Linked DNA regions of Homo sapiens: region 1 is linked to region 2. The links are chromatin loops, found by intact Hi-C in ENCODE. Cell type or tissue: dorsolateral prefrontal cortex. All regions are shown on one strand. Each heading gives the region's core, and the rest is flanking DNA. Links, peaks and the distances in the headings are about the cores only. Region 1 overlaps NPHP4 (nephrocystin 4). Region 2 has its middle 120 kb from the start of MIR4689.

Region 1 (15,169 bases), core at 9,108-11,607, 230 kb before region 2:
TGGGTAGGGTTTCTTTCTGCCCACAGTGGAGCAATTTAAAAACCCAAGTACTCTGATTTCCTGGGTTATTTGTGAGCCAGGTGGCCTTGTGCATGGCTCAGCATGGCCCGCTTTCAGCCTGGCAGTGAGGACTGCAGGGGCTGAGCTACGGGCATTCTGGCAGCTCTGTGCGTGGCTGGATGTACCACGGCCTTGGGCACACTCAGGCCCAGGCCCTGATGGCGGCACATCCATCTGTGCCCTTCAGCTGGCGGGGAACCTGCTGGACAAGCTGGTGCTTCTGTGCTGCTGCCCACGGGACACCCACACGATTGGATTGTCCTCGTGAGGCCCAGTGGCCGGTGGGAATGCGTGAGAAGGATCAGTCTTGCCATTGTCAACCCTTTTTACAGGATTTGGCTTGGCAAGGCCGTTTTCCTCTGCAGCTGGGAGAGTGATATTCACATATATTCAGTTGTTGGAGCCCCGGGTCTGTGACTAATTTACTATTATTAAATCACTGATGTTCTATATCGTTCAATTCCAAGCCCTTGGATTGAGCACCTGCTGTGTCTTTGCCACTGTGGTAGGTACTGTGGTGGCTGCTGCTTTTGTAGCTTTACTTCTAGCACTTCACTGTGTTCATTCACTTAATCCTCAGAGCAGCTCTATGAGGCTGCCACCACCTTACTCCCGTTTTATAGACGAGCAGCAGCACCTGCTAATTAAGAGTGAAGCCAGCTGCCCAGGGCGACGGCTTTAGCTGGGATGCCACCCTCCTGGTCTGGCTCAGCCGCCTTCCAGAAGCTCACAGGATAGTTGATAGCCCTTCCCTCTTTCCTAGGAGTTTTGCAAAGGAAATTTTATTTCCCCATTTCATTTTATTTTTATTTGTGAAAAGGTAATGCACGTAGTTCAAAGTTGACAAGGATGCAGAGGAAAAGTGAATCATCCCATGGCATCCCCAGGCACCTGGTGTATCACCCTAGATACAGTGTGTTTTCGTACAACTTTCTTAAATTCTAAGCAAATACAAGTAAATATACCTACATTTATTTTTCCTTTTTAAAATGCAAATGGTACTTCCTGTATTCCGTTCTGTACCATTCTTTCTTTTTTTTTGAGATGAAGTCTCACTCTGTCACCCAGGCTGTAGTGCAGTGGTGTGATCTCAGCTCACTGTAAACCTCCTCCCCCTGAGCTCAAGTGATCCTCCTTCCTCAGCCTCCCAAGTAGCTGGGACCACAGATGTGCGCCACCATGCCCGGCTAAGTTTTTGTATTTTTGGTAGAGTCGGGGTTTCACCATGTTGGCCAGGCTGGTTTCAAACTCCTGAGCTCAGGTGATCTGCCCGCCTCTACCTCCCAAAGTGCTGGGATTACAGGTGTAGCCACATGCCCGGCACTGTACCTTGCTTTTCAAAAAAATTCAGGCAGTATGTCTTATCGATCATTCATGTTATTACATGAAGAAAATTTTATTGTTCTTAAGACCGCAAGGTGTTTCTTTATATGAATGAGCCATCATTTATTGAGTGAGGCCGTGATTGATGAACATTTAGACTTTTCCCAGTCATTTGCTATTATAGGCACTGCTACAGTGAATAACCTCATTTTTTTCATGTACAGATATGTCTGTAGAATAATTCCTAGAAGTGGAATTCCTGATCCAAAGTCGTATGTTAAAAGTTATTTAAAACCCAATTACATGTTGTTTACAAAAAAGTGCACTCTAAGCATAAAGACGTAAACAGGTTGCAGGTAGAAGGGTGGAAAAATATAAACCATGTACATACTAAGCAAAGAAAGCTTTGCATCTATACTAGTATCAGAAAAAGTAGATTTCAAGGTGAAGAGTATTCCCAGAAATAAAGGGGCACCTCATAAAGACAGTGATCATCAAGGAAACGTAACAATCTCTAAATGTGTATGCACTTGTGTTAGGGGCCTCCAAGACCACCTCCCAGGTTTGAAGAGTCTCTAAGAGGACTCACATGACTCAGCATGTAGTCATACTCTCAGCTAAGGTTGATCCAGCAGAAGGATACAGAGCAAGATCAGCAAAGGGAGGAGGCATATGGGGGATGTCTGAGGGAAGAGGGTACAAGCTTCCAAGAGTCCTCTCTCAGTTGAGTCACACAGGATGCGTTTGATTCCTCCAGCAATGAATTGTAACAACACACGTGAAATGTTGTGTAGCATGTCCAAAATTCCAGACTCTCAGAAGGGAAACACGTGTTTAGCATAAGCCACAGTACATAAACAGTTTAGGCACAGTGAGCTCCTCTTACCAGTTAGGTGGTAGGAACTCTCTTGAAATCTAAGTTCCCAGACTCCAGCAAAAGGGCAGACTTCTAAGCTGGTCTTTCAAAGCATAACAGTAAGGTCTGTTCTGATAACTCTTTTGTACAAAAGAGCAAAATTGGACAGAACTAAAGGGAACTATATTCAGATTCATAATCATGGTTGGAGACTTTTAACTCTTCTTCTCTCAATTATTGAAAAAACAGATAGATCAGAACACTCATAGGGATTTGGAAGCTCTGAAGAATACCGTCAATCACCTTGTCATCTCTTAACGCTACTCCCAAGAAAGCTAGAGTACACATTCTTCCCAAGTGTACCATCAATCACCCTGTCATCTCTTAAACACCACTCCCAACAAAGCTAGAGAACACGTTCTTCCCAAGTTCATATGGAACAGTCACCAAGATAGACCGTATGCTGGGCCATTAAAATGTCCCAATAAGCTTCAAAGGACCCAAATTATAGAGTATGTTTATCGACTACTGTGCTTTTAAGTTAGAAATAAATAATATGAGATCTAGAAAATCCTCAAATAGGAAATTAACATACTGGATCAAAGAAGAATTAATAGGGAAATTAGAAAATAATTTGAACTGAGTAATGGAAGAAAATATACAGATTTATAGGATATAACTAATACAGTTCTTTGAGGGAAATGTATAGCTTTACATGACTATATTAGAAAAGAAGAAGGTATAAAATCAGTGACGTCTGTTTCCTCCTTAACAACCTAAATAAAGGAACAAATTAGATACAAACCTAAATAAAGGAACAAATTAGATACAAAGTAACTAGAAGGAAGGAAATGGTAAATACAGTTATGCATGGTTCCTTGACAGTGCCGACACATTCTGAGAAATGGTGTTAGGTGATTTTGTCATTGTGCAAACATCATAGGATGTACTTACGTAAACCTAGAGGGTAGAGCCTGCCTCACACCTAGGCTCCATGGTATAGCCTGTTGCTTCTAGGCTACAAACCTGTATGGCACATTACTGTACTGAATACCATTGGCAATTGTAACACAACGGTATATCAAACATAGAAAAAACAGTAAAAATATAATATTACAATCTTAAGGGGCCAGTCATATATACAGTCTGTTGCTGATCGAAATGTCATTATGTTACACATGACTGTATATGAGCAGAAATCAATAAAGGACAAATAATAGAGAAAATCAGCAAAGCCAGAAGTTGATTCTCTGAAAAGATTGATAAAATTGATCAAGACAAAAAAAAAAGAAAACACAGACTACCAGTATTAAAATGAAAGAAGCATCATGATAACGTACGCTACAGAGGTTAAAAATACAATGTTGAATTTTATCAGATACTAAAGGAAGAAATAAGACGAATTCTAGACAAACTCAGAAAATAGAGGAGGAGGGAACACTTCCCAGCTCATTTTTTGAGGCCACCATAATTCTGATACCCAGTCAAGGGCACTACAAAAAAAAGTACAGACTTGTATCCCTCATGAATATTAACACAGCAGCCCTGAAAATATTAAGACAGCAAAGCCAGCAATATGTATAAAAGATGGGGTATTAGGATCAAGTGGGGCTTACTGCAGGAATGCAACGTTGTTTTATTTACAAAGATCAATCAAAATACAGTATTTAAAAGAAGATAAATAGAATTCATATAAATTCTATAAATAGAGTTTGGAAATAGATGATGGTTTGGTATAGATAGTCTTATAAGTTTGTATAATTTTAGTTGTTTTGAGAATTGATAGCTTTAGATAATGGCCAAAGCTTGCTTCCCTGTGAAAGGTGTTGGCTGAAGAATATTACATGCTTGTTTTGAATTCAGGGCACTTTATTAATGATTTTAGTATATTTCTTTTACTGTCCCATTTACTTTTTTTGTTTAATTTTACCATGATCATTGCTTATATTTCTTTATTTTGGGATGAGTATTTCAGTTCAGCTTGATATGTATTGGGCACCACGATATGTTAGGAACCGTGCAGATGACACAGAGTTGACTCTGCCCTATACTGTGTCTTCAGGAAGCTCTCAGTGGATTCTTATTTGAATAGACTGGATGTGAAGTAGCATAGAGGTGGTGGGAGGGTGGTTAGGATCTGGCATTCTGGAAAGAAGCCCAAGCCAGCGACGGTTCTGGGAGCCACGGGATCCTGCCTGAGAATGGCCTCCTGAGAGTGCAGGAGAGGAGGAGGAGGAGGTGGCGGTGCTGGGGGAACCCAGGCAGTCCCGGGTGAGGAGGGGCACGTGCAGAAGCTTTGCCTAGGCCCCAGGGACAGAGCAGGGAACAGACTATTTCAGGCTTGTGTCCTCAGAGAGCTCACGTTGTAGATGGGGGCAGCAGACAGTCAACATGGAAAAGCCAGGGGGTTGCTCTGGGGAGAGATGAGGCAGGCTCAGAGGGCAGGTCTGGATGCGGGAGGAGCTGAGGAGGAAGAGAGACTGAGGGGAAGAGGGAGGAGGACAGGGAGGTAGCGTGGTAATGGGAGCTGGGGGCCAGGCCCCGGTGCGTGGTGATGGGAGCTGGGCTTGGAGTCTTCAGACCTGCTCTGCCCACCTTCCCTGTCCTCATGGATAACACCACCTCCCTCCACGTTGCTTCACTTGAGATGCGAGATTCAGTACTGGGCCTGGGAGGGCTGGGCCGACCTAGGCAGCTGGCCCTTCCCACTTTTCTCCCTTCATGACCACGCAGCCACTCCTGCAAAGCAGCAGAGCCCAGCGGTGCCTGCTTCCTGTCACCCTCCCTGCCCCTCCCTGTCTCGCCTCCTCCTAATTGGCCCCTGCTTCCACTCCCGCCCCCACATGGCAGCTGCGGGAATTTTCTTAAATCCCGAACCAGATTGTGTCATTTCTGCTTAGAATCTCTCCCTGGCCTCCCTGCATGATTGGAGTGAGAACCCAGCTTCTCCTCGCGCCGTGAGGCCTGCCTGAACGCTCTTGCGCCTGGCGCTCATTCCTTCTCTCCTCCCTGGCCCAGCCTGCTGCAGTCCGGTGGGCTTTCTGCTTAGAATGTACCTGGGACTGGTTTCCATTTAGGGGTGGTGAGGCCAGCGGATCAGGAGACAACTCAGCTGAGACCCTGTCTGTTACTCAGGGCTCCCAAGACGAGGGGTAGGCCATGTCCCACAGGCCACCTGGGGAAGCGCAGGGTTGGTCAGGAGGCAGGAGGGTGGAAGGGAGGCATGGGCAGAGACTTGATTATGGTTTTGTGGGAGGACTGGGCCAGGGAGGGTGGGCAGCTGGACGGGCTTGCGTTGGCCAAGGAGAGTCATGTCGTGGTCTCTGAGGTGCAGGGATGGCCCGAGGTGTCTGGTCACTGACCCTGAGAGACCATGGCAGAGGGTGGGACTCCTGGGGTGTGTGAGCCAGACAGAGGTAGTGGGGCATGTGGTCTCTGGACGGGTTGGTTTTCATGTCAGACACATTCTGATAGGCCTGCCATTTGCCACCCTAGGAATTAACCGGCTCTGGGGGACAGTCTTATCTCGTCACTGAGGCCCCAGATGCCAGAGCATCAGTAATACAGAAAATTAGAAAATACAGGCCGGGCATGGTGGCTTACCCCTGTAACCCCAGCACTTTGGGAGGCCGAGACGGGCGGGTCACTTGAGGACAGGAGATCAAGACCAGCCTGGCAAAACCCACTCTCTACAAAAAGTACAAAAATTAGCCGGGTGTGGTGGAGTGCACCTGTGGTCCCAGCTACTTGACAGGATGAGGCAGGAGGATTGCTTGAGCCTGGGAGGTGGAGGCTGCAGTGGCCAGACCTCCAGCCTGGGTGACAGACGAGACCCTTTTCTTAAAAACAAAAACAAAACACAGGTACTATAGCTAAATATAGTTCCTGCACTTCTCGCTGGCTCCTGGAGCACGTGTGCTCTCTTCCTCTCAGGACCTTTGAGTTTGCTGCTCCTCCTGCCTGGCTCCCTCTCCCCAAACTCCCTGTGGTTCTTCTCATGCCCCCCTTGTTCTCAGCTCAAGGATCATCTCAGAGAGCCTGCCCTGCCCTGCCCTGCCCCGCCCCACCCACCTCTCTCCCCGTTCTTCACCATGTAAGCCCTGTAAGGGCAGAGATTTTGTCTGTTCCTTGTTGTTTCCCTAGTGCCTGGAAATGTGCCTGGCAGAGAGTCAATGCGCAGAATAGATGTGTAAGTAACGTTTACTAAGTGAATAGGTGAAAGAAAGGTGGAGGACTCTTGTCTCAGGTAAGAACCTGTCACAGAAGAGAAAAGGCTAAAGCAATACTTGCTGTAAGTGGTAAAGCTCCGGGGCAGGGTCCTGCCTGTCTACACTCTGGCTGCCGCTCTGGGCAGGGTCCTGCCTGTCTACACTCTGGCTGCTTTGTTCTGTATTTGTAGCCATGATTTCTCAATTCTCAAAGATCTGCTTTTTGCTTTGCCAATGTCACCCCAAAATCTGGGAAGTTGAGGATTTAGTTTCTGGTTATATCAGGAAGGGCTCATTTGGTTGGAAATGATTAACAAACCCATCCAAAATGATTTACGTGAGAGGCGATTTGTTGACTCACAGCAAATCCACAGCCAGCATAAGCTTCAGGTGTGGCTTGAGCGAGGTCTCAGGTGATGTCCCCTGGACTTGTTCTCTCTCACCTGTTGGCTGCTGGGAGCCCTGGGCCTCATCCTGGCAGGCGCATGTGTCTCCTGTGGTCATGTCCTCTTGTGCGTCCTGGGCTCTGGCTGAGTCAGAAGCCTGTGTCTGTTCCAAGGGACTGCAGTCTTTCGTTGGCCAGGGGAGGGCCAAATGCTTTGGTTTATAACCCCACCAAGACCAGTAGCTGTGGGAGAGAGGTAGCCTCCCAATAAGGAAACCAGCGTGCTGATATCTGAGCGAGGTGGCCCCATATGCACCCACATGGCCTGCCAGTGACCTCCTGGCTCATGGTGCTCAGACTCTTGAGGGTCAATTCCCCGTTGTCTCCTAGGGCGTGCTGGAGGTACTGTCAGAGGTTGAATGCCATCTGCGAGTGTCTTTCTTTGATGTCACCTACCGGCACTTCTTTGGGAGGACGTGGAAAACCACAGTGAAGCCGACGAAGAGACCGCCGTCCAGGATCGTCTTTAATGAGGTGGGCCCTGGTGATGGTGGCAGGGGCTGCTCCAAGGCGGAGGGTGTGTGTGCGGGTGGTCCTGGGTGGCAGCCCAGAGACTGGGGCCTTGCCGAGACCTCACAGCGCGTCTCAGACTTGTGGGTCCAGGCAGCACAGAGCTTAGTCTAGCGGCAAGCGCTTTGTTACCAAACAAAATCTTATGTGGAAGCCAGTTGTCTTAAACAGATGAGAGAGCTCTGCTCTGCTCTGGTTGAAGGGTCAGGGGAATGGGGGTCTTGTCACCTTCAAGGAATCTTGGAGTTCTTGGGAATAAGTTGGGAAATGATTGACCTCATCTATGGCTGCTGCCACTACTGCTCCCTCTCCTCCTCTCCCCTCCCCTCTCCTTCCCCCTCCCCTCCCCCTCCCTTTCCCTTTCACCGTCCCCTTCCTTCCTTTCTTCCCTCCCTCCTGTATAGACAAACTAAGATTTAGTAAAGTGACTTGCCCAGGTAGCAGGTATCAGAGCCTGGACTCACACCTGTGCCTTCTGTCTTGAGACCGGCAGGTGGATGGGCACTGGTTGAGCAGCGTGTTTTCACTCAGGTGGTCTTGCGGCTGGCCACCCTGCGGGCCGGCATGCTCTGTCTCTGTGGTTCACTGCACAGCATACATTCCATTCAGCACCTGCTCTCTGCAGGGCATCATGCTAGGCTCAGGGTGATGATGGCGCTCACCTAACAGAACTGCAGACTGTTTCGGAGACGCACTGAGCAGGTAACAGAGTAATTGCAAGTTGTGTTAAATTCTCAGGAGGAGACCGATAGGAGAACGTGGAGACCAATAGGAGAACGTGGAGACCTGCTTTAGGTGGGTGACGAGGGAGGCCTCTCTGCGAAGCTGCTGATTAAGCTGGGACTTACAGGATGAGAAAGAAACTGACTCCGTGACAAGCAGGGACGAGGCTGCTTCAAGCAGAGCAGGGAGACCCAGGGGTGTTAGGACGAGAGGAGAGCCCAGGTTTGCTGACGGGTGGGGTTGGCAGGGTGGCCCCGTCGTGCCTTCTGGCTGGGTCCTACAGGGTCTTCTTAGGGACGCTGACGTTTGACTCTTAACAGCCGGCGATGTCATGGAGGCCTTTCCCATGCCTGGCTGCTGCTTCACAGCTGAACTCGAGTGGGGGGAGTTTGAGAGGGATGGTGTCTGAGCACGACGGGTGTGCAGCAGGGACAGTGTGGAGGCAACAGAGGTGATGAGAGGGTCTCAGCTGTCTTGGTTTGATCTTAGGTATATAGAAGGAGGCCCCAAGAGGCCTGGTATTGGGACAGTTTGTATGATGAGTAACAGTGGCGGTGACAGTGGCCGTCCTTTGAGACGTTACTCTAGGTAACCACTGCCCAGGTGTGCCTTTCCCATGGGGGCCTGCTCTGGCCAGTCAGCACCCCCACCTAGGGCCACGAGCTCGTTGCTCTCCGTACCCCACCATCACCCAGCGCTTGGATTATGTGTGTCTTGACATGGATGGGTCCTGACTCTTGCCCTTCCTCCCATGGGTAGTAGAGGGAGAGAATGACCCCAGAGGTCACGAAGCTTCAATAAAAAGCCTTGCTAGAGTGTATGTCTGGACAGCTAAGGATGTGTCTGACATTAAGGTTGTCAAACAGCTAATGCAAATACCTCTCAGAGGTCTCTCTGGCCAGCCGTGTCAGGAAAGGTTTCATGAGTGTGACTGCGGATGAACCCTTAGAGTGCTGTTTCAGCGCGGGCAGGGGGTCCCCTCGGGCCTGCGCTGTGGCAGGAGGCTCGCCATGAGTTCCCGGTGCTGGCAATGCCAGACCAACTGCTGGGGATAGAGCTGTTTAGCTTTAGCTTTCTCAGATGTGCACAGTGAGCCCCCCGAAACCTGGTGTTGTGACAGCCATGCGGCGGGTGGTGAAGTTAGCCATCCTTCACCGGGAGGCGCTTCCCGTGGCCAGGCATCGGCTCAGAAGCATGCCGTCATTTCATGCCTGTCATCCTCCTGTGGAGGTCAGTATCCTGTGTACCCATTTTAAAGAGGAGGACACTGAGGTGCATGGAGATGGAATAACTCCACCAGCTTATTCCCATGTGGCGGGTGGGGGTGGGAGCGACGGCCCTGTGCATCTGACGGCTCCACCTGCTGTGGCCTCCGTGACCTCCTGCTTCTGAGGAGCCCTGCATTTTGTTCTGAAGTGTTCTGTAGAATGCTGAGGGATGGAGTATGCTCTGAAACCAGGGATGCCTTGCAGTCACCGAGGTGCTGGGGCCAGTTCCCTCCTCCTCCCTCAACCCCTCTGACTTCAGCTCTCCCTTTAGAGAGGCTTCGGACCTTCCTAAGGATCCGTGCTGCGCAGGCCAGAAGCGGGGGCTTCCATCTCCCTACTCTCTGGGCTGTAGAATCCTGATCCCTGTAGAATTCCAGTCACATGGTAGGACGATCTTTGGAATGGATGCCTCTCTCTGCCCTTCTCGGGATTATGTTCATGCACTCCGAGGGCTTCCGTTGCGGCGGAAGTTGGGCAGCACTTGCATTTCACCACATCCTGGCAGCTGCGTGTCATGCTGCCTGTGCAGTTCACAATTCAGATGTGTTAGGGAGACTAGGAGCTGGTGGCTTTTCGGAGTCTGGAATACCTGTGCTGGTGGCTCCAAGGGCAGCCGACTGTGGGAGCCACGTGGCTCAGCCTTGGCCTGTCATCTGGGTGCGTCTCCTGTTGAGGCTGGGGATGGGCCCGGGGGACTAGTGGAACATAGTCCTTAAAACCTCTGGAAAAATCTGCACCCTTGGACTTGGAATCGCTGAAGAAGGGAATGCAGCAAGGACAGTGTGGTGTGGCCAGGGCACTTTCAGCTGTGAGGGTGATGCTGAAGCCCCCGTGCTATTCATGGAGCCTGCTGTCTGCAGCTGCTATGCCCCGTGTGGGCAGCAGAGGCCAGTGGTGCCCCAGGAATGAATCCCTCCTGCCAAGCTGTTGAGCAGCGTGTTCTGTACCAGGCAGTTTCCTCCATGTGCTTGGCATTCTCATACAGAGCAAAGGTTTTGTTCCAGCTTAGTTAACTAGTTATTTAACTGTGTGTGCAAACATGTGTGCACATCCATGTACACATGTATGTGCTCCCAAGTGTGGATGAAGCACCGAGTGCTCCCAGGAGTGGGCATTCTTAGGCATGAGGGTGTGGCAGCATGTTCGCACCCTGTCTGCTAATTGCTCTGTCTACACCCCTGTGGAAATAGAGGTTCGTAAAACACCCTTTGCCCTTTTTAGGGGTGATTCTGAGACTTGGCAGAGATCTTTCTCTGGCTTTACTAATTGCCTGTGTTTTTCTGGTCTTTGCCTATCAGCATTGGTTTGGGGGGATCTGCTTTGGGGTTGGTGAGCTGCCGGTAGCAGGGGACCGCATTTGGAGCGCCCGTGGCTGTCCAGCCCCCACGTGGTAGCGCATGGACCCTGCATGCTCAGGTTTTGTGGAGTGCCCATGTCACACATGACCCCGAGAGAGGGGGCTGTGGCATGATTTTGCAAACAACGATGTCCTGAAAGAGACTTGGAACACAGAAGGCTTGTCTTGATCCAGAGCTGGGTGGTTTTTTTTTTTTTTTTCTGCAAATGATGAATTATTTGCACTGGGCCCATATGCAGGAGAGCAGTCCCCAGACACGTCTCAGCTCTGAGCTCAGAATTCTGTGTTCTCTGAGACCTTTCCTGGTGGGGAGGAATTGCCTCCACTTCCTCTGAGCCAGCGAATCATTCATTCAACTTCTAAAAAAGTGTCTTTTAAAAAATAATGCTGGAGGCCACGGTCCTGTGCAGTTTCTCAGTTTTCTTTTTGAGGTGGACATACTTTTCCCTTGGATTCTTTCCTTAATGACTGTGTGTGGCCGGTGTAGTGTGACTGGCTTCTTTTCCCTCCTTTATTTATTTGGGGGGAGTTACTGGGCAGGAATCCTCGTGATTCTCCAGCAACAGCTTAAACCCCCATCAAGGGAATCTTTCCTCCCAGAGCGCACCAGCCCCAGTGTCGCCAAAGCAGCGGGGCAGTCACCTGCCCTGGTAGAGGGATGCAGGTGATTGGGTTGTGTCTCTTCCCGTCATCACAGCCATGAGAAAGCCCCTCTTGAGCGGCTCTTACTCGTCAGAGCAATGAGCGTGCTATAATTTCCCATTGAAAAGTGGATGCTGTCAAGGAGTATCAGCATAACCCACGTGAAACTCCTGCGAGCCCTTCCAGGGCCTGGATTCTTGGGCCTGGCTCTGGAGCTTGCAGGAAGCCCTGGCTGCAGAGCCCGATGGCTGCTCCTGTGCTCTTGCTGTTGCTCGGCAGAGGGCAGGCATGTCCTGAACATCATCACAACAAAAGCAAGAAGCTGGCTTCGTGTCCCAGCGAGCTGCTTCCACAGAGGGAGGCTCTATGGCTCTAGGAGGCCAACTCGGGCCCTGTGTGCCTGTCTGTTTGCAGCTGGGGAGGGCTGATTTCCTCTCTGGCACAATGGAAACCACTGCCGTAGTCTTGGAACCTGAAATGAGAGGATGAAAGAAAATGGTTTTCAGAAGGAGAAATGATTGGTCTCTGTGACGTTTCCAGTGTTTAATTGTACAGTGATTGAACTGTCAGTCATCTGGGGACAATGGAAAGCTGTAAGTTTGTCAATTTTGTTGTTGTGTGTTCACAGCAGCATAGTGTGGGATCTTTCTTTTCTAAGAGATGGGGTCTCACTATGTTGCCCAGGCTGGAGTGCAATGGTGCGATCATAGCTCATTGCAGCCTTGGACTCCTGGGCTCAAGTGATCCTCCCTCCTCAGCCTCCCAAGTAGCTGGGACTACAGGCATGCATCACCAGACCCAGCTAAATGTTTTTATTTTGGTAGAGCTGGGGTTAGATATTTCTTGCTTTGGGTTATAATCATGTCTGCTCACTTACTTTTCTAAGTAAGCCAAGGAGTTGCTCTTTAGGCCAGAGGGAGAACTGGCTTTCGCCATGGGCGTCGGAGTTGAGGTAGGATGGGCTAGTGTCCTACTCCATCACTGATCCCAGTGGGACTTCAGACAAGTGCTTTAAACTCCTTGATCCTAGAGGGTGAGGGATAAAAGACTACAAATTGAGGCCGGGTGCAGTGGCTCATGCCTGTAATCCCAGCACTTTGGGAGGCCCAGGTGGATGGATCACTTGAGATCAGGAATTTGAGACCAGCCTGGCCAACATGGTGAAACCCTGTCTCTACTAAAAATTTAAAGATTAGCTGGGCGTGGTGGCACACACGCGTAATCCCAGCTACTTGGGAGGCTGAGGCTAGAGAATCACCTGAGCTCGGCGGGTGGAGGTTGCAGTGAGCTGAGATTCACGCCACTGCACTCCAGCCTGGGTGATAGAGCAAGACTCTGTCAAAAAAAAGAAAAACCAAACAAAAAAAAACCCTACAAATTAGGTTCAGTGGATACTGCTCGGGTGATGGGTGCACCGTAATCTCACAGATCACCACTAAAGAGCTTCCTCATGTAACCAAATACCACCTGTTCCCCAAAAACCTATGAAAAAAAAGAAAGAAAGAAATTAAATTAATTTGCAAGAAAAAAATAAGCTCCTCCTGACTTGATTCATTTGCTCATGAGAGATAAAGAGTGTGCATCCCCTAAGTGCTGCTGGAGTATTTAGTCATGTGCTTTTCCATAAGCAGGGACCCAGTGGGCAGTAGTTTTTATTCAAGAAATGTTGGTTAAGGGTCTTCTGTGTGCCAGGCTGTGTTTAGGAGCTGGAAGTGCAGAGATGGATAAGATGTTGTATTATCCTTTCAGCCAGGATTAAAGTTTACATTTTTACTCCAAATGAGAGTTTCTCAACCTTGGCACTGCTGACATTGTGGGCTGGATAATTCGTGGGGCAGGGGGCTGTCCCTGTCCCTGTCATGATGCTTTGCTGTGGAAATCTGGGCTCCCCCGATCCCTGCTGTCTTTGAGGGGTAGTGTCTGGGAAGCCCTCCGAACCCGCAGTGTGAGTCTGAGCCAGAGGGTAGGAACTGCATGAAGTCTCTGCATTGTTTGCCTGGCTGAAGATATCCTGTTAAAGGCTTATTAAAACAGTTCTTTGGAAGGGACTCATTCTGTTCCTGCTCAGCTCCTCTCTGGCCTTGCTGCCCAGCGTTGTCTGAGGAGCCCATGTCATGCAGGTGCCAGGTCATGTGGCCGTGCCATGGGGGGTGCCCGGCTGCGGCCTCTTCATCCAGGCACATCGGCAGAGGCCCAATTCCACTTCCATCACTGCGGGTGAAAAATGGAAACTGGGCCCCGAGGCAAAATGGTGTCCGTGTTTTTGAAGATGAAGGCATTAAGACAGGAGCATTTAAATGATTTATTAATCTGTTTATGCTGTCAAGGAGGAAACTTGACCAGTGCAGATAAGTGAGCTGCGAGGCAGGGGTGACAGAGAGCCCGTCTCCCTCTGTCTCCAGTGACCTTGCCCTGCAGGCGATTTGATGGGCTTGACTTAACCTTTTAATAGTGCAGTTTCAGTTGATGTAGAGAATGTTCCTTTCCAAATGTATGGCAGTGGCGCTCGTTAAGTTTCCCTAGACTGAAGGATGTGTGTACAGGTATTCCTCAGCTGGGTGCTGCCTGGCTGAGTGAGGCGGGAATTGGGTGGTCAGGCACCGGTGACCTGGTCGAATATGACTTTGCTGGGGTGACCCGAGGGGTGCAGCCATGTGGCTCTGTTGCTCGCAGTTTTGTGCCTGCCTCATCTGTCGTTTATGAAGCCTTCGAGGCTCGAGCTTCTTGAAAGCTGACTTGTGTTTTCCAGGTTCGTTATAAATTCTTTAGCTTGGGGCTGTTCCCACACTGGAGGGTCAATAAATGATTTTTGGAAAAGAACATATGTCCTTATCAATCAGTAATTGTACTGGTACAACCATCTGAACTTTTCAAACATGCTGCACTTGGAGCGGCTGACTCTTCTGATTAAAGATGGATTCTTTAGATTCTAAGGTTGGATCAGCTGAGACAAGCAGCTCTGGGGCTCTGTTGCTGTTGTTGTTGTTTTTGGCCTCAGAGTGATTATTTTTAGTGGTAAACAGAAGGGAGAGGCATAGCCATAAACTTGTATTTGGGACATGCCCGTAGCGGCAGGTTCCACCCGGTTCAGGTAGAGTAATTTCAGGGTGACCTCTAGGCTGGCAGATTGTTGTTGCTGGGTATCAGAGTTGAAAATGTTTATTGCCAATAGAAAAAGTGAGTAGTGTTCGTAAGACTGATAAGCACAGGTATAAATAGAAAAGGTGAGTTAATGACCAACTCGACTTTGCAGTGGGGCTTTTTAAAAGCGGTTCTGGAGTCTTGGAAACAAACATAATTCTCTCTTAGTCCAACCACCTGTCAGCTGTAAGTGGTCATTATTTCATCATATTGCAATAAAAGATAATAGAATAACGATTTATATCTCATGGCTGATGTTTTAATGCATCTCTCTGTTATCCTGGGCTGACAGTCTGTGATTACAGTAAACGTTTTCTCGGTGACACCATGGTAATGACTCGTTAATAGGAGGATTATTCCAAGTTTAAGTCATAGAGCGGAAGACCAGCCTCGGCTCTCCTTACCTCTTTGTGCCTTATGGGGGCGGTCTCTGTGCTCAGCTGGTGACCTGTGCTTTGCCCCCCAGCTGGGGTGTTGGGGTATGGGCTCAGCACCACTCCTGATGCCTGGGGATGCGCATTCCCTGTTGATTAGCAAACTCAGTCAGTGTCTTCATCTCTGTCTACTGTGCTACGGCATTCCTTCTTTCTTTCTTTTTATTAGACAAAGTTGCACTCTGCTGCCCAGGCTGGAGTG
Region 2 (15,169 bases), core at 4,878-7,377:
GTCCCCCGGGGGCAGGAGATGAGATGACATTCCTGCCTGAAGGTCTCAGGGTTACGGGTCCAGGGCCAAGCTGATTTTCAGGATTCTCCCCTTCAGCCCTTTCATGCTTTCTGGGCTCCTCCCCCGCAGGATGCAGGCTGGGGACAGCGACTCTTTTAGTTGAGGTCAGGGGTCAGAGTTGGCATCTCTGGACTGGGTTTGCATTGCCAGGAGCTGGCAGGGTTTTCAGAGAACATCTGGGTTGGCTGCTGGTTATTCTACTGGACTCTGTTGGTTCTAGAAACTCTGGTCTGGTCGGCTATTGGTTTGCTAGGACTGCTATCACCGAGTGCCCCAGTCTGGGAGACTTGAACAGCAGAAATTGATTTTCTCATCATTCTGGAGAAATCCAAGATGAAGGTGTGGTGAAGACTGTCCGAGGCCTCTCCCTGTGCATGTCTCTGTCCAAATTCCCCCTTTTATAAGGACACAGTCTTACTGGATTAAGGCCTGTGCTAATGAACTCATCTTAACTTGTTCATCTACAAAGACTCTATTTCCAAATAAGGTCACATTTGGGTGCTGGGGGTGAGGACTTCAACATCTTTTGGGGGACACAATTCACCCATAACATCTTTCTAGAAGGAGCGCTTGTCCCCAGCAGGAAAATGACGGCAAGCATTTCCGGGCTGAACTGTTTCCCAGTGGTGCTTGTGCGGGGCGTTCTGCCAGCCGCGCTTTCTCATGGACTGCTGTTGCTTTCCTACAGACAGAGGAGGGGTCCTTCTCAGAGGGAAGAGGGCTGGGAGGCAGAACGCAGAGTGCAGAAGCAGGTGTCGGAACACTGCCGTGAGCTCAGGTTGCAAAGCCAGAGGGCCTGGGTTCAAACCCCAGCTCTGCCGCCTACTTGCTGTGTAACTCTGGAAAAGTGACTTAACCTCTGAGCCCCTCCCTCCCTCAATCTGTGAAAGAAGGGCTTTCTGAGGTTACAGGGGAAGATGCAGGCAATTCCCAGCATGTGCCTGACCCTCCCCAGGCTCCAGACACTGGGTCCCTGGGGCTGTTGTGTTCAGCGTTATCCTCAGTGTCCCTGCGGCCCATGCTGTCCCAGCTAATTGCACCCCATGGCACCCTGGGCTCCGCCGGGAGCAAGACTCCTTTAGCGAGGGGTTTGGGATCTCAGTCTGGGCTGCCCTTTTTCTGAGGGGGCCTCAGCTGTCACAGGCCCAGCATTGGGAGACAGAGCCCAGAGTGGGGGCAGAGCCACGAGGGTCACGTCAGAAACCAGGGGCAGGGACTGCCACAACCACTGTTGGGCCCTGGTGGGGTGGGGGTCTCTCTTGTTTGCTTCAAGACATAAAGGAGAAGAGTCCCAGTCTCCAGGGGCAGGTGGGGGCATGGGATTCCGCCACAGCCCCCTCCCTCCACAGGAAGGAAGGAAGTGCCGCCTTAGCCACAGGACAGGGCTCCATGGGGACGAGGGGAGACTCTGGGGAGGGGGAGGCAAGGAAGTCTGCAATGCAGAGAGACAGACAGGCAGAGAGACAGACAGACAGACAGACAGACAGACAAACAGAAGATGGAGTTCCAGGCAGGCCAGGCCCAGGTCTCAACACATGAGCCTCTCTGGGGCCAGCTGGTGAACAAGAGCTGGGGCCCTCTAGGCACAGAGCGGGGACTGGAGGGAGATCCTGGAATGCAGAGGCCACGATAGCTGGGATGCACTGCTGGAGGAAAATTTTAACCTGGACCTGGGGGTAGCCACACCCCAGACAGTGAAGGGCTGTCTCCAGAGGCCAGGACTGAGCAGCGGTCAGCCGCAGGCTGCGGGTGGGTGCAGAGATGCCGCCAGTGCTGGCCCCATCTGACCCCTACTGCCCATCCCAAACTGGGCCCTCTCCTGTGTGTCTCTGTCTCTATCTATGTCTCTTTCTCTCTTTCTCGTTGTTTCTATCTCTAGCTGTGTCTCCCTCTGTTTCTGTATCTGTATCTCTCTATCTGTTTCTCTCTGTCTATGTCTCTGTCTCTACCTTACAGTCTCTATGTCTGTTTGTCTCTATCTCTTTTTCCATCTCTCTCTCTTTCTCTGTGTCTCTGTCTCTGTGTCTCTCCATCTCTGTCTGTCTCTGTCTCTTCCTCTGTCTGTCTCTGCATCTCTCTGTCTCTCCCTCTGTGTTTGTCTCATATCTCTCTGTCTCTGTTTCTCTGTGTCTGTTTTTCTCTGTATCTATCTCTCCAGAGACATACACACAGAGGGAGAGATAGAGTCTCTCATCTCTGTGTTTCTCTGTGTCTCTCTGTATCTCTCTGTCTCTCTGTGTATCTCTCTCTGTCTCTCTGTATCTCCCTGTGTCTCTCTCTGTTTCTGTCTCTGTCTGTCTCTCTGTCTGCCTCTTTGTCTCTCTGTCTCTGTCTCTCTGTGTCTCCCCATCTCTTTCTGTTTCTGTGTCTGTCTCTCTGTGTCTCCTTGTTTCTCTGTCTGTCTCTGTCTCTTTGTGTCTCTCCATCTCTCTCTGTCTGTCTGTCTCTCTGTCTCCCATCTCTTTGTCTCTCCACGTACTGAGAGCGGCACTGCCCTCTCTCTGGGGTTGTTGCCCTACCCTTTCTGTGGGTCGTTGCTCTCCTCATCTCTTCCTCTTCTCTTCACTGTGCATCTCCTCCAGGGCCAGGAGCCCCTGGAAGGCAGGGATCTAGTCTGTGCTATTCATGGCTCCCTCTGACGCATGCACCTGGCATACCACAGGTGCTCAATAAATGCCCATGGAGTGTTGTTAGGTGCCCAGCTGCCGTACCTTGGGCTGAGTGACTGAGCCATGAGGCTGTGCCCTGAGGGGCCGGCACATTGATGGGCTGTGTGGGGTCCACTCCTTCCTCCCGTGGATTCGGGAGCTTTTGGGCCTGTGACGTCCCCACCCACGTGGTGTTTGTGCTCGGCTTGATGGACATTGGTTGCTGTGGCAGGGGCCCAGGACACCATGGGAGGGAGGGACTGGCCCCTGGCACCCTGTCCCAATCCTGGTGCATTGGCAGCTCCGTGTTCCTGCTGGCGGCCCCCGCCTTCCCTCCTGGCAGTGCCCATCCCAGGTCCAGAGACGTCTCCCAGTAATTGGTTTTGCTGGAGGACAGCCCCAGCCTGCAGGACTGGGAGTACCCGAGGCCCTTCTCCCAGGCAAAGGCCAGAGACGCTGGGCTGAGGAGGGTCTGAGTTTGCACCATGGGGCAGTTGCTCCTGAAGGTGCAGGGCTGGGCAGTTGTTTGAATTCCCAGTGGCGATCATGTTCTCATCTGTAAGAAAGGGCCAATATGAACCCCAGTGCTGCCGGCTCACGTGGGCTTCATGGAGGATGAAGTGAGGTGGCTGCAGCCCTCCGTGAACCGCAGCTATTATCTCTGTCCACACTGCAGTTGTGAGTCTTGCTGGGGCTGGGCGAGGGCACTGCTGGAGCCAGAGAGGACAATGTCCATTGCTCAAGAACATGGATCTTGCCCAGGCCCCTCTCTGCAGGCATCAGACAGAATCGACGGCCCTGCGGATCAGCCCAGGACTCCACGGACAGACTCCCAGAGGCTCCCACTTGGTCTTCTGCCCATGGGAGTCATTCATCCACCTCGAGGGGCGAACGGTCCTCGGGTTCAGGTTCTGAGCTCCTTAGTGCTGTGCTGTTGGGGACTTTCTGGCCACATAGGGGACTTTGCTGCATTTGGAAGACTTGCCACTTGGGGACTAGCATGTGAGCCCAGGGCCAACTGCACGCTCCCTTGTCTTCAGCGTGCACAGGGAGCTCTCCCCAGCACGAGTGATTCTGGCCCTGGCCCTTGGCTCTCCAGGACACTGTAGCCTCTCGCTCAGTATTCCGGGGTCCTGTGAACACTGTCTGGCCTCTCTAGGTCCCCAGGGGTTCACAGGCCTCACCCGCTGAGCACGCATCACCTGGAGGGGAAAGGGGGGCCCTGAATGGACACCGAGCAGGAAGGGAGTAACTGTTGAGCGCTGTGCTAGGCGCTGTGCTGAGCACTTGATGTCACACAGCCCCGCTTCGTTCCCCAACAGCCCTGCCAGGGAAGAGCTGCTACCGAGCCCATTTTACATGTGGGGAAAGGGAGGCCAGAGGTAAGGAACCTGCCCAAAGTGGTACGACTTGTAGACAGCAGGGCTAGGTTTACTCCAGGCTCTTCTGACTCCAACGCCCATTTGCTTCCCTCCTCCCTCTCCCTTTCTCCCTCCCTTCCTTTCTCCCTCCTGCCTCCCTCCCCTTTCCCTTCTCCCTCCTCCCTCCCTCCTCCCTCCCTCCATTCCTCCCTCCCTTCCTCCCTCTTTCTCCTTTCTCTCTCCCTCCCTCCTTCCTTCCCTCCCTCCCTCCTCCCTTTCTCCCTCCCTTCCTTTCTCCCTCCTCCATCTCCTTCTTCCTCCTCTCTTTCTCCCTCTCTCTCCCTCTCCTTCCTCCCTCTCCTCCTCCCTCCCTCTCCTCCCTCCCTCTCTTCCTCCCTCCCTCTGCTCCTCCCTTCCTCTCCTCCTCCCTCCCTCCCTTTTGTCCTCTTTCCCTCCTACCGTTCTTCCTCCCTCCCTTTCTGCCCTCCTCCCTCCTCCCCCCTCCTTCCTCCCTTCCTGCTGTCAGTCTATTGCACAGCCTTCTCTGCACTTGCTTGGAGAAGAGGCTCTGCCTTGGCACTTCCAGGCCTGCATAGGGGCTTGAAGCTTTCTGAGCCCCAGAGCCTTTGGTTCTTCTTTCTCTGTGCCCCCTGGATTGCACACAGGCCAGTGAGAGGGGACAGGCTGTGTCAGGTTACCTGACTTCTCTGTTAGGGATGTGAGAAGGGGCAGAGGGAGCCCTTGGTCCCCATCCAATTCACTGGGTCACTGAGTGCTGCTTCCTAAAGGCAGGCCCGTGGCAGAGGTGGCCCTGGCTCCTCACATCTGGGTAAGGGAGTGGCCTCCTCAGATGTCTCTGGTCTCCTCAGAGTTCCCTGCTGATGTTACCCCATGTGGTCTTAGAACCCTGTGGAAGATCATGGCCCATGGCTTCCTCCAGCAGGGGCCTTGGCCCCACACTGGAACTACTCAGCCCCAGCACCAGGTGGGCAGCGTGGTCCTGCTGAGCCCTGCACAGATCCACCCCGAGCTCCTCTGCTGGCTCAGGTCTGGGCTGCCGCTCAGGGAGGCAGAGGAGCAAGCCGGCTGCTGCACCTGGTGTGCTCCTGACCGGCAGCTTGGCAGGTGCGGTCCTCACCCCGCTTCTGTGCTCTGACTTTCCCGGGAAGGCGGGTCACAGTGCACACCGCTGCCTCACCATTTCAACTGTTAGTCCCCTTATTTGGAATGACAGTGACTTGCATATTTGAGGAGCTCAAGAGGGGGAAGTTTAATAAGATGCCAACAGAGTAAATGCCAGTTGCTTAAAAAAAAAGGCAATTTAAATTGTTTAGTGGATACACGTTTGGGAAGCCTGGGAAGCCTGGGAAGCCCACTTGCTGCTGCCGTCGTGGTGGGGTCTGCTCCGTGCCTGTCCAATGGCTGCTGATCAGCGGCTGCAGGCTGTTTGCTCCCAGAAATCATGCAACAGACAAAGCCGGAGGTCCTGGCACTTGGTGCGATGTTGGCTCCCCGGGGAGCCACGCTCAGACAGCACCGGCACAGACGTCATGATTGAGACCAGGGCTCAGGGTCCAGGGTCCAAGGTCCAGGTGCTGCCATCAGTGGCCTGGGGGCTGTGAATGGGATGGCAGAGCCCTTCCAGGTCTAGGACCTGGCCAGGGACCCAGTCCAGGTCAGCGTCCCTTGTCTGCAGTGCCGATTGGCTGGGCTCTGGGCAGGACAGTCCTCATTCACTTGCTTGTCGTTGGTGGCAGGACTGTCATGGCCAGAGGATCCCTGGTGCTAACTGGCCTCCCCTGTCAGCTGCTGCCTGAGCAGAAAAGGGAGCAACTACAGGGCAGCCTTTCCCGGAGCCCCCTCTTCCCTTCTGAGCGCCTGCAAAAGGTGCTGGGTGCTGGCCACGCTGCCCTGCCTGCCTGGCTCTGGCCCCCCCCAGAACCCTTCGCAGGGGCTCTCCCAAGCATGGGGAGCTCCTGGACCAGCGCCCTCCTCCTTAGGGTCTGGGAGTTAAGTCCACGTCTTGGTGCCATGCCCCATGGCTGCCACCAGGGGTCAGCAGGCCCATGGCGGGTTGCAGGGTGGATGCTGTGGCCGGAGGAGCGGCAGGGACGGGAGTTCTGAGGGGTAAAGCTGGCAGCAACCTGGACGCAGGCATTGGCTGGTGTCTTGGAGGTCAACCCTGGCCAGGCCCTCTGGCTGGCTGAGCTGTGGTCTTTAGCCACTGGGGGCATAGGGGGTGTCAGCTGCCTTGGAAGAGCTACAGGGGTCCCAGTTGCTGACGCTGGTGCCTTCTGGGGGACCCCAGGCAAAGCTCAGTGCTCATGACCGTCATGACCAAGGTGGCGTTCGGAGTCATTCCAAGCAGTCTTTAAATCCTGTGTGGCCTTGGGCCACTTCCTTTACCTCTCTGAGCCTCAGAGAACTTTCCATCTGCAAAATGGGAGAAATGATCAAAGGGCTGTTGGAAGGATCCAACGAAATAACACATGCAAAGAACTTAGCACAGGCTGGCGTGACACGGTCACGCAATAAACCGTACAATTGTCATTACTGTCATCAATAGAGTTTTCAGGGGGATCGTCCTGTCTGTCATCGTCTTCTCCAGGATGCTCCTGCTGGTTTTTAATGTTTCTAATCTCCTGTTGATTATTCTTGGGGTTTCAGCCAAATAAGTACTGCCAATTAAAGCTCTTGCTGTAGCTCCGGGTGGGGTTGCCATGGCAACGGGAGCAGAGCTTTCACTTCTTCCTTGGAATACACACACACGTGTGTGAGTCTTTTTGTGGGTTTCTGCCCGTGTGTCTAGCTGTTACCAGAACTCCCTGCCGCGGAGCCGGAGGTGGCAGGTGGGAAGAGAGAGGGAGGAAAGTGGGGCATGGGGTGGCATGTGGGGGCCCCTCCTCCTGCACGGAGCCCCCTTCAGCCTGGGAAGCCTTTGCCTGGGATGCTGCAGCCAGCGTTATGAGGGAACGAACGTGGGTTTCCCCGTGCAAACTTGCTCTGCCCCCGCAATGGCCTCAGGGGCCCTGTCCAGCCTGGTTGGCAGGATGAGGCTGTGCTGGGTGACGGACAGCCCTGCCTGAGTCTTCAGAGCGTCACAGATGTGTGTGTGCCTGTGTGTTGTCTCTGTGTGTATCTGTGTGTGTGTCTCTCTGTGTTCCTGTGTGTCTGTCTGTGTGTCTGTATGTCTTTTTCTGTGTATCTGTGTATGTGTCGTGCTTGTGTGTGTCTGTGTGTATTTCTGTGTGTGTCTGTGTGTTTGTGTGTATCTGTGTCGCTTTCTCAGTTTGTGTGTCTTTTCCTGTGTGTGTCTGTGTGTCTCTTTGTGTGTACGTGTGTGTGTCTCTGTGCCAGTGACTCTGTATCTGTGAGCGTGCGTGTGTGTTGGGGGCTTGAGTTGGTCATCAAAGCTGAATCTCAGACAGGCTACAGGATTCTAAACTCAGCTCAGGCCTGGGGTTAATTGAGGTCCAGGGAGGGGCTGAGCTGGAAGCAGAGCTGGGGGCTCACTCTGACCTCTGGCTTCTCTGAATTCCAGATGCAGTCAGCATCAGGCCTACCCCCGTGTCAGCACTGGGAGCTCCTGGAAGGAGGGCCGGCTCTTGGATGTGGGGATTGGCTGGGACTTTTTTCAGTTGAAAGGGTCAAAGTAGCGTGAGTAAAATTAAATAAATACATGGAAGAAAGAAAGAGAGAAAGGAAGGAAGGGAGGGAGGAAGGAAGGAAGGGAGGGAGGGAAGAAGGAAGGGAGGGAGGGAGGAAGGGAGGGAGGGAGGGAGGAAGGGAGGGAGGGAGGGAAGAAGGAAGGGAGGGAGGGAGGGAAGAAGGAAGGGAGGGAGGGAGGAAGGGAGGGAGGGAGGAAGGGAGGGAGGGAGGGAAGAAGGAAGGGAGGGAGGGAAGAAGGAAGGGAGGGAGGGAGGAAGGGAGGGAGGGAGGGAAGAATAAAGAAAGAAAAAGAAAGAAAAAAAGAACACCCCCCCAGGTGCACATGGAGACTCTGCGCTGGGGCCCAGTTACCCAGGGTCGAGGCCCAGCCAGCTTCACTCAGAGCTGGATCTGGGCTCTGTGAGCGTGGCAGGCCCGACTTTCTCCAGAAAAGTGTTTGGAGCCCTGTGGCTGGGCTGGAGCTGGATGTCTTCTGTAAAGGGGCAGAGCTTCTTGCTGGTAGTGTGGACACAGCAGATCTCATGGAAGGGTGGGACCAGCCTTGCTGGGGTCCAGCACCCAGGCCTGGGCCACCTCAGGGCTTGGGGACGGTGGTCGTTGGCTGGGTCCAGGTCTCCTTTCCCCAGGGCTAGGGTGGGTAGCAAAAATGGATGCACAGTGCCTAGGACCACATGGGCAGGGAGACGGGGAGGCTGCCCCAGGACCCTGCATCCACACCTGGGGGACGGGCTTGCCTTTGCTGCTAGGCGAGGAATGCCTCCCTGAACAGAGCTTCATGTTCTGCACCCGTGATGTGATCCGCAATGTGCAGGGGCTGACGAAGGGGCTGTCGGCTGGGCTCTCTGTGAGCCTGTGATCTCCTCACCACCCCTGCACCTCTGCACTGAGGGGAGGCAGCAAGAGAGGGGAGCTCATCTGGAGGAGTCAGTGCCAGCTTTGAGAAGCCTCAGCCCCTTCTAGACACCTGGCTCCTCAAGCCCCCTCCATGGGGAGGGGATGAGCAGGTCCTGTCCTTCCCAGGAAGCAGTGTCCTTGGATTTGGAGGGCAGGAGCCTTGGAGGGAGGTGCCAGCCTGCCTTGAGTTGGCTGAGGAGGGGGCAGCCCCTCCAGGGGTCATGCGATGGGCTAGGCAGAGCATAGCTTCCAACTGCTATAGCCAGACTTGCTTGGAAATGCCGCGGGTGCTGAGGGCTCTGAGGGGCCACAGGCAGCCCACGTGGCCAGTGGTCCCTCCCTCTCAGTTGTGATTCCACGTTCAGGGACTGTGTCTTCTTCGCTGCTGACGTCACAGAGCCAGCCCGGCTGGGTGGTTGGTGAAGGCCAGGAGCCTGGCTGATGGGGCCGTGGTGGGCATCCTGCTGTGAGCGGGGACGTCAGGGCTGCACAGCCAGGGGCGCTGGGAAAGGGACCCTGACATCTCTCAAGAGGGGAGAGGGGTCCTCAGCGGCTGGTGGTTGTGGCCAGTTTACACCTTGCTGAAGATAAGCCACCTAGATGTGACTGAGGGACTGAGGTGGCGCTGTGGGGAGAAGGGGACTGGGTCACTGCTCCTGCACTCGGGGAAGTCACACTACCCAGCACACATGTTGTTTCCTGAAGACACATGCCTGTCTTGCCCGGCAAGAGACTATGACTGTAATAATTAAAGAAAGAGGAGAGAAACACGAAGGGTGGCTGTACAGTCAACAGGGACAGGTTTATTTTAAACAAACCTGAGAGGGGCGGCTGGCTGAGTTAGGTCAGAGCGCACTCTTTTATGGACTGAGAGTTTTTAAGGATTTAGGGTGGGAGAGTTTATTAGAAGCTTGGACTGCTTTTGTGTTTTTTTGCTGTGCTTATTTGAGAGGGAGAGTTGTGTGTGTGTTTCCATTATTTAATTCTTACAATGACCTCACCCATTATGAGGCTCCCCCTGTGCCAGGCAGCGCATGGAGCTCCTCACATTATCCTCATGGAGGCCCTGTGGGCAGGTGTGAGGCGCCCAGCAGACAGGTGAGGCGCCAGGCATACATAACTTGTCCAAAGTCCCACGTCGTGGGTGACGGGAGCCGTAACCACTGTTTTCAAGGAGCTCCTCCTCCTCCCTGGGGCCCAAACAGCACCGGGCACATCAGGAAGTGGGTGGTAGGGTGGGGCGGGGGCCTGGGTTGGCCCCATGGGCTCATCCCTCTTCCCTGGACTAGGGACCTGCAGCAGGGGTGAGGTCTCTTGAGGGACTCCAAAGCCTGAGGTGCAGCTTCCAGCTCAGCTTGTTCCTCCGTCAGGGCCAGGTGGGAAGGTGAGGAGTGGGCTCAGGGCAGACAGGTATGTGCAGGGGCATGCTGTCTGCCTCATCCAGGAAACCAAAGGGACAGAGATGGGGTGACTCTTGAGGTTCTCCAAGGTGTCCATGAGCCAGAAGCACCCCCCTGCCCAGGCAAGAGGTGGGCACATCAGTGGGGCCCACACTGCTGTGGACGGAGCCAGAGATATTCTGAGGGGCATTGACCCCACTGCCCCTGCTGCCCACTTCCCCCAGTCCCCAGTCAATCCTCCTATGACCTCATCAGGCCCTGCACAGCTCAGAGCAGCAGTTGAAGTTGATCCTGGGCACCTGTGCAAGCCCACCTGAGCTCCCAGGCTTATGTGAGGCATGGGCTCATCTGGGGAAGGGGCTGGTTGCTCATCACCAAAGGAGCGCAGAACCAGAGAGCCCTTCCCCTGGCCTGGCAGGAAGCCGGTGAGGAGGCGGATGGTTTTGCCAGAACTCCCCAACTTCCTCCTCACCTCAGGAATGGAGGATTGTGCCTGGGCATGCATGGTGTGTGCTGGCATGTGTGCGTGTGCATTTGTATGTGTGCATATGTGTGCTGACATGCACGTGTGTGTGGAAGTACATTTGTACATGCATGTGTGCACACGTGTGTACGTATGTGTATGTGTGCACATGTGTGCATACACATGAATACACATGTATGCATATGTACATTAATGTGTGTGTGTGCACATGTGTATGTAGTACATTTGTGAGACAAGGGCTGGGCGCTGTGCCTCTGGACCCTCACCTGGCTCCAGGTGGAGCTGGGCAGCGTCCTTGGGAAGAGCTCCTGCCTTCTGAAGCCCCAGGAAGGGAGTCAGGACTGAATTTGTGCTGGGTGGCAGTGGCGGTTCCCAAATCTGCCTCTTTATAAGGATCAGCTGGGGAACTTGTTACAATTATGCCATCCTTGGCTGCATCTCCAACCTCTCTTCGGTGGGGCCTAAGATGCTGTAGTCAACGAGCTTCCCCCAGGCAGTGCTGACGTTCAGTGCTCAGCCCGAGGAACCCACTGCGGAGCCCCCAGGGCGCCACAGCCCCTGCTTGTTGACCGCGGTTGTTTCTCTGCCTTCCTCTTATCTTGGGTTTCCTTGATAAACCACGTATTTCTCAATACCTGATAAGTTTTCAAGCTGTTTATTGCGTCGTTGTTTAGATAAAACAGGTAGAACATTTTGGGTTTCTTTTATTTGTGGGAGGAGGCCTTGGCTTTTAACCCTCCGCGGTCTGTTTCGAAGACCAGTGCTCTTGGAATATTTTCTTTTACATTTTGGAAATTTACATGAAGCTTCCTCATGATGATTCTTTGGCTTTGAAAGTGATGAGTTTTGTTTTCTGAATGAACCAGGGATTCACTGAATCAAGAGGTTTGACAAGCAGGATGAGATGTGGGTCCCGGGAATTCAGCCCGAAGGGCCGACAGCATCTGTTGTTGCGATGAATCAACTTCTCTCCTTTGCATCCAGAATGGTTCTAGCTATTTGGGACAATTGAGAAAATAGTCACTTACATCATTTTTGTGTCAGCAGTCCAGATGAGAAACCTGGTTGAGAAGCCTGTGGAAATTGTCTTCCAAGATGTTGACCCTGGAAAATTAGGGATTTACCCAAATGTCTGTATCACGGACTTCCCTTCCCCCCATCCAGAAATCTTAGCATCTCTGGAATCTTTTTGGGTTCCCATTGGTATTCCCTTTCTCATGGGCGGAACATCAAGTATTCTGTGGTTTGTTTTAAAACCATCTCCTCTGAGCCTCAAGGAAGTCTTGTGGTCACTGGTGTGCCTTTGAAGGGTAACTGCTTTCTGTCTAGTTAAATTTCCATTCTTTGGCCACACACCTTTTGTCTCTGGACACAAAGATTTAGGGAGACTTAACTGCTTTAGCTTGGCTTCTGTAATCATTTTGGTTTTTTGTCTCAGGTCTTTTCCTCACCAGGATACCACACCCATTCCTATGCTTGGACAGAATTATTCTCTTGCCCTCCTATTTAACTGGTAGGGCAAGAAACGCTAGTCATTCCACTGTGCAAGACTCATGATGCTTCTCCCCCTCCTTCAGAGACACTGGAAGCTCAGCCTCCTGCCCCTCAAAGCTGCTCCTACCTATGGGGCCTCCTAGTCCTCAGGGGCTCCTGGTCCCAAGCCATCTCTCTCCCTCCTCTCTGTCCTTATCCCCCTGCTTTGCTGCATGGAGGCCACTCTCAGGCCTGGCTTCTGTCTGCCCTGGGGTCTGTCTCAGGCTGTAGGCTCTGGCAGGGATGCTCTCCCTCTCCTATTAGCTGGCGAATGGCCCTGGCCTTTCCCATCCCAGACCCCATCCCACTCGAGGCAGCAGCCTCCCTGGACTCCCCACCCTCAGCTCCACCACTGTTGCCCATCACACTGGGTTTTCACTGCTGTTTCCCCAACAGGACTGAATCCTCCCATCTTCACGAAACATCCCCAGCTGCTGGCAGAGCTGGGCACAGAGGACGCGCACACTGTCTGTGTGTTGAATGGACAAATGGATGAACTTCCAGGAAAGCTGAGGATGGAAATCTCATCTTCCTGTTTCATCTTCTGTCCCTTTCACTCTGCCTCATGTCTTTTACTTCTGTGATGTGGGCTAGCGAGTTGATATGAAAACACCCAGAATGAAGTCTTCTGGATTGTTCATTTGCATTATTGTTGCTTAGAAGCCAGGAGCAGGGAGTAAAGTCCTTTCCAGAATCTGTGCCTTGGCTCTCAGGAGGGAGCCACGGTACCCCTGTGAGGACAGTGCAGTGGGCACCGGTGGCTGCAGATCTGTGCGGATGGCCACGGGAATCGCCCAGAATGCACAGGCCTGGGTGGGGGTGATGGGGAGGGAGTCAGTACGATTATTTCCAAACTGGATAGACATTTCCTTTATCCTCCTGGTACTCAGCCAGATGACATTTCCTGGACCTCCTTGCAGTTAGGGGCAGCCAGGTGACTACTTTCTGGCCACGGATAGTGGGAGGAACAGGCAAAGTGCACCCCTTCTGGTTCTGGCCCATGACACCCTCACAGTGTGACTCTGGATGGAGGGAGAGTGACTCCAAGGACCTAGAGGATGGAAGGACCTTGGTCTGCTTGGGAGGGAGCCAGCCAGGAGCACCATCTGTCCAGGAACACAAGTTTTGGATGGCTGCCTGGTGGTGAGATGTAACTTGGATTTTATGAAGTCACTAAGGTGTTGGGATTGTTTGTTATGGCAGTTGGTCTGAGCTGATGAATACACTTTCTAAGTCTCATTTGTGTCTGCACTGTTCCTGTCCTGTAAGCTGCTGCCCAGCGTTGACCTGACCAACTCTTCCTCATCTTTCAGGAGATAGTTCAGGTGCCACATTTTCTGGGTTACTTTCCCTGATCCTCCTGAATCATCAGATGCCAGTTATCTTGGTTCCCCATTCCCTGGATTTACCTCTGTCATTGTGCTGTGTCTCTTGTGTCCTGAAGACCTGTTTACTTGTTTCTCTTCCAGTGGAAGATGCTTGTGACCTTGGTGCCTGGCTTGGGACATGACAGAGGTGGTGTTCAATGTGCTCTTGTGAAGCGGGAGGGGAGGAAGGAAGGCTATGGAGAAGGGTGGGGGAGGGAGGAAGGGAGGGAGAGAGAGCTAGAGGGAGAAAGAGACAGAGAGAGAAGAGAGAAAACTCCTCAGAGTCTTTGAGCATTTCTCTGAAATTACAGTAACAAAACAAAGATCATAACACCCCAAATGCCCCAAATGTATACTTTTGGGACACAACTGAATTTATATTAAAAATAAGACTTCTCTTCCAACACCATTCAGCCATGGAGAGATTAGATCCTTTCCTTATGGGCCATGTAGGTTGATTTTTTCCATGTATGGGCTTGCTCTTAGTTCCGCCTTCACTCTTGCTCTTGCTAGTGCCCTTTCACTTCTCATCCATCCATCCATTATCCATCTGTCTCCATCATCCATTCGTCATCCACTCATGATCCATCCATCATCCATCTATCAGCCACCCATCCACCGTCCATCCATCCATCCATCCATCCATCATCTGTCATCCATCCAGCTAACAAAAAGGTGCTATGCGTGAAGTGCTGTTCAAAACAGATAAAAATCATTGCCATTAAAAACAACAAAAGTGTATGCCCTCATGGAGCATATGTTTATCCATTCTTCCCCCGACTCTATCTATCTAATTCATTCATCAATCCACCCATCATCCATCCATCCAACTATCATCCAATCTCATCCATCCATCTGTCCATCCATTCATCATCCATTATCCATTCATCCATCATCCATTCATCCATTATCCATCCATCACCCATGTAACCATTATCCATTATCCATCCATCTATCCATCACCCATCCACCATCCATTCATATATCATCCAACAATCAGCCACCCATCATCCATCCATCCATCCATCCATCCATCCATCCATCCATCCATCCTCCATCCAGCTAACAAAGAGGTGCTATGTGTGAAGAGCTGTTCAAAACAGATAAAAATCATTGCCATTAAAAACAACAAAAGTCTATCCCCTTATGGAGCACATGTTTATTTATCCATTCTTTTCCCCGACTCTATCTATTTAATTCATTCATCCATCCACCCATCATCCATTCATCATCCATCCATCCAACTATCATCCATTCATCATCCATCCATCTGTCCATCTGTTCATCATCCATCATCCATTCATCCATTATCTACCCATCATCCATTCATCCATCCATCATTCATCCATCCATCATCCATCTGTCAACCATTCATCCATCCATCCGTCCTTCATCCATCATCCATTATCCATTATCCGTTCATTATCCATCCACCATCCATCCATCATTCATCCCTCTATCATCCATCCATCCATCATTCATCCCTCATCCATCTATCTATTATCCGTCCACCATCCATCCATCATTCATCCATCATCCAACCATCCATTATCCTTCCAACTATCATCCACCCATCATTCTATCCACCATCCATCCATCATCCGTTCATCATCCACCCATCACCCATCCATCCATCCATCCATCCATCTATCCATCATCCATCCAGCTAACAAAAAGGTAGTATGTGCGAAGTGCTGTTCAAAACAGATAAAAATCATTGCCATTAAAAACAACAAAAGTCGGCCGGGTGCAG

Evidence for each region. Hi-C counts contacts between places; a loop is a spot of excess contacts. Peaks named below come from ENCODE experiments on the same cell type or tissue, not always from the same donor. Only the 100,000 strongest peaks of a DNase experiment are listed, where the experiment ranks them.
Region 1: it touches region 2 in a loop (2.5-fold over the local background); 7 of 110 quality-filtered maps call a loop at or near these places.

Annotation. Positions count from the first base shown.
Region 1 is chr1:5,970,467-5,985,635 of GRCh38, reverse strand. NPHP4 (nephrocystin 4) reads left to right here. Exons shown (of 30, transcript NM_015102.5): 3 at 7,223-7,366. Among named protein-coding and RNA genes, the nearest start is that of NPHP4, 14 kb to the left of the region's middle. RefSeq lists an enhancer at 13,520-14,019. In dorsolateral prefrontal cortex, for the core only: CTCF peaks have their summits at 10,276 (motif pointing right) and 11,483; a DNase peak (open chromatin) is centred at 10,285; H3K27ac peaks cover 1,467 bases.
Region 2 is chr1:5,736,933-5,752,101 of GRCh38, reverse strand. No RefSeq gene overlaps it. Among named protein-coding and RNA genes, the nearest start is that of MIR4689, 120 kb to the left of the region's middle. RefSeq lists enhancers at 5,508-6,304, 8,967-9,551, 10,353-10,853, 10,854-11,354. In dorsolateral prefrontal cortex, for the core only: CTCF peaks have their summits at 5,914 and 6,125 (motif pointing right); DNase peaks (open chromatin) are centred at 6,111 and 6,801; H3K4me3 peaks cover 1,015 bases; H3K27me3 peaks cover 1,328 bases.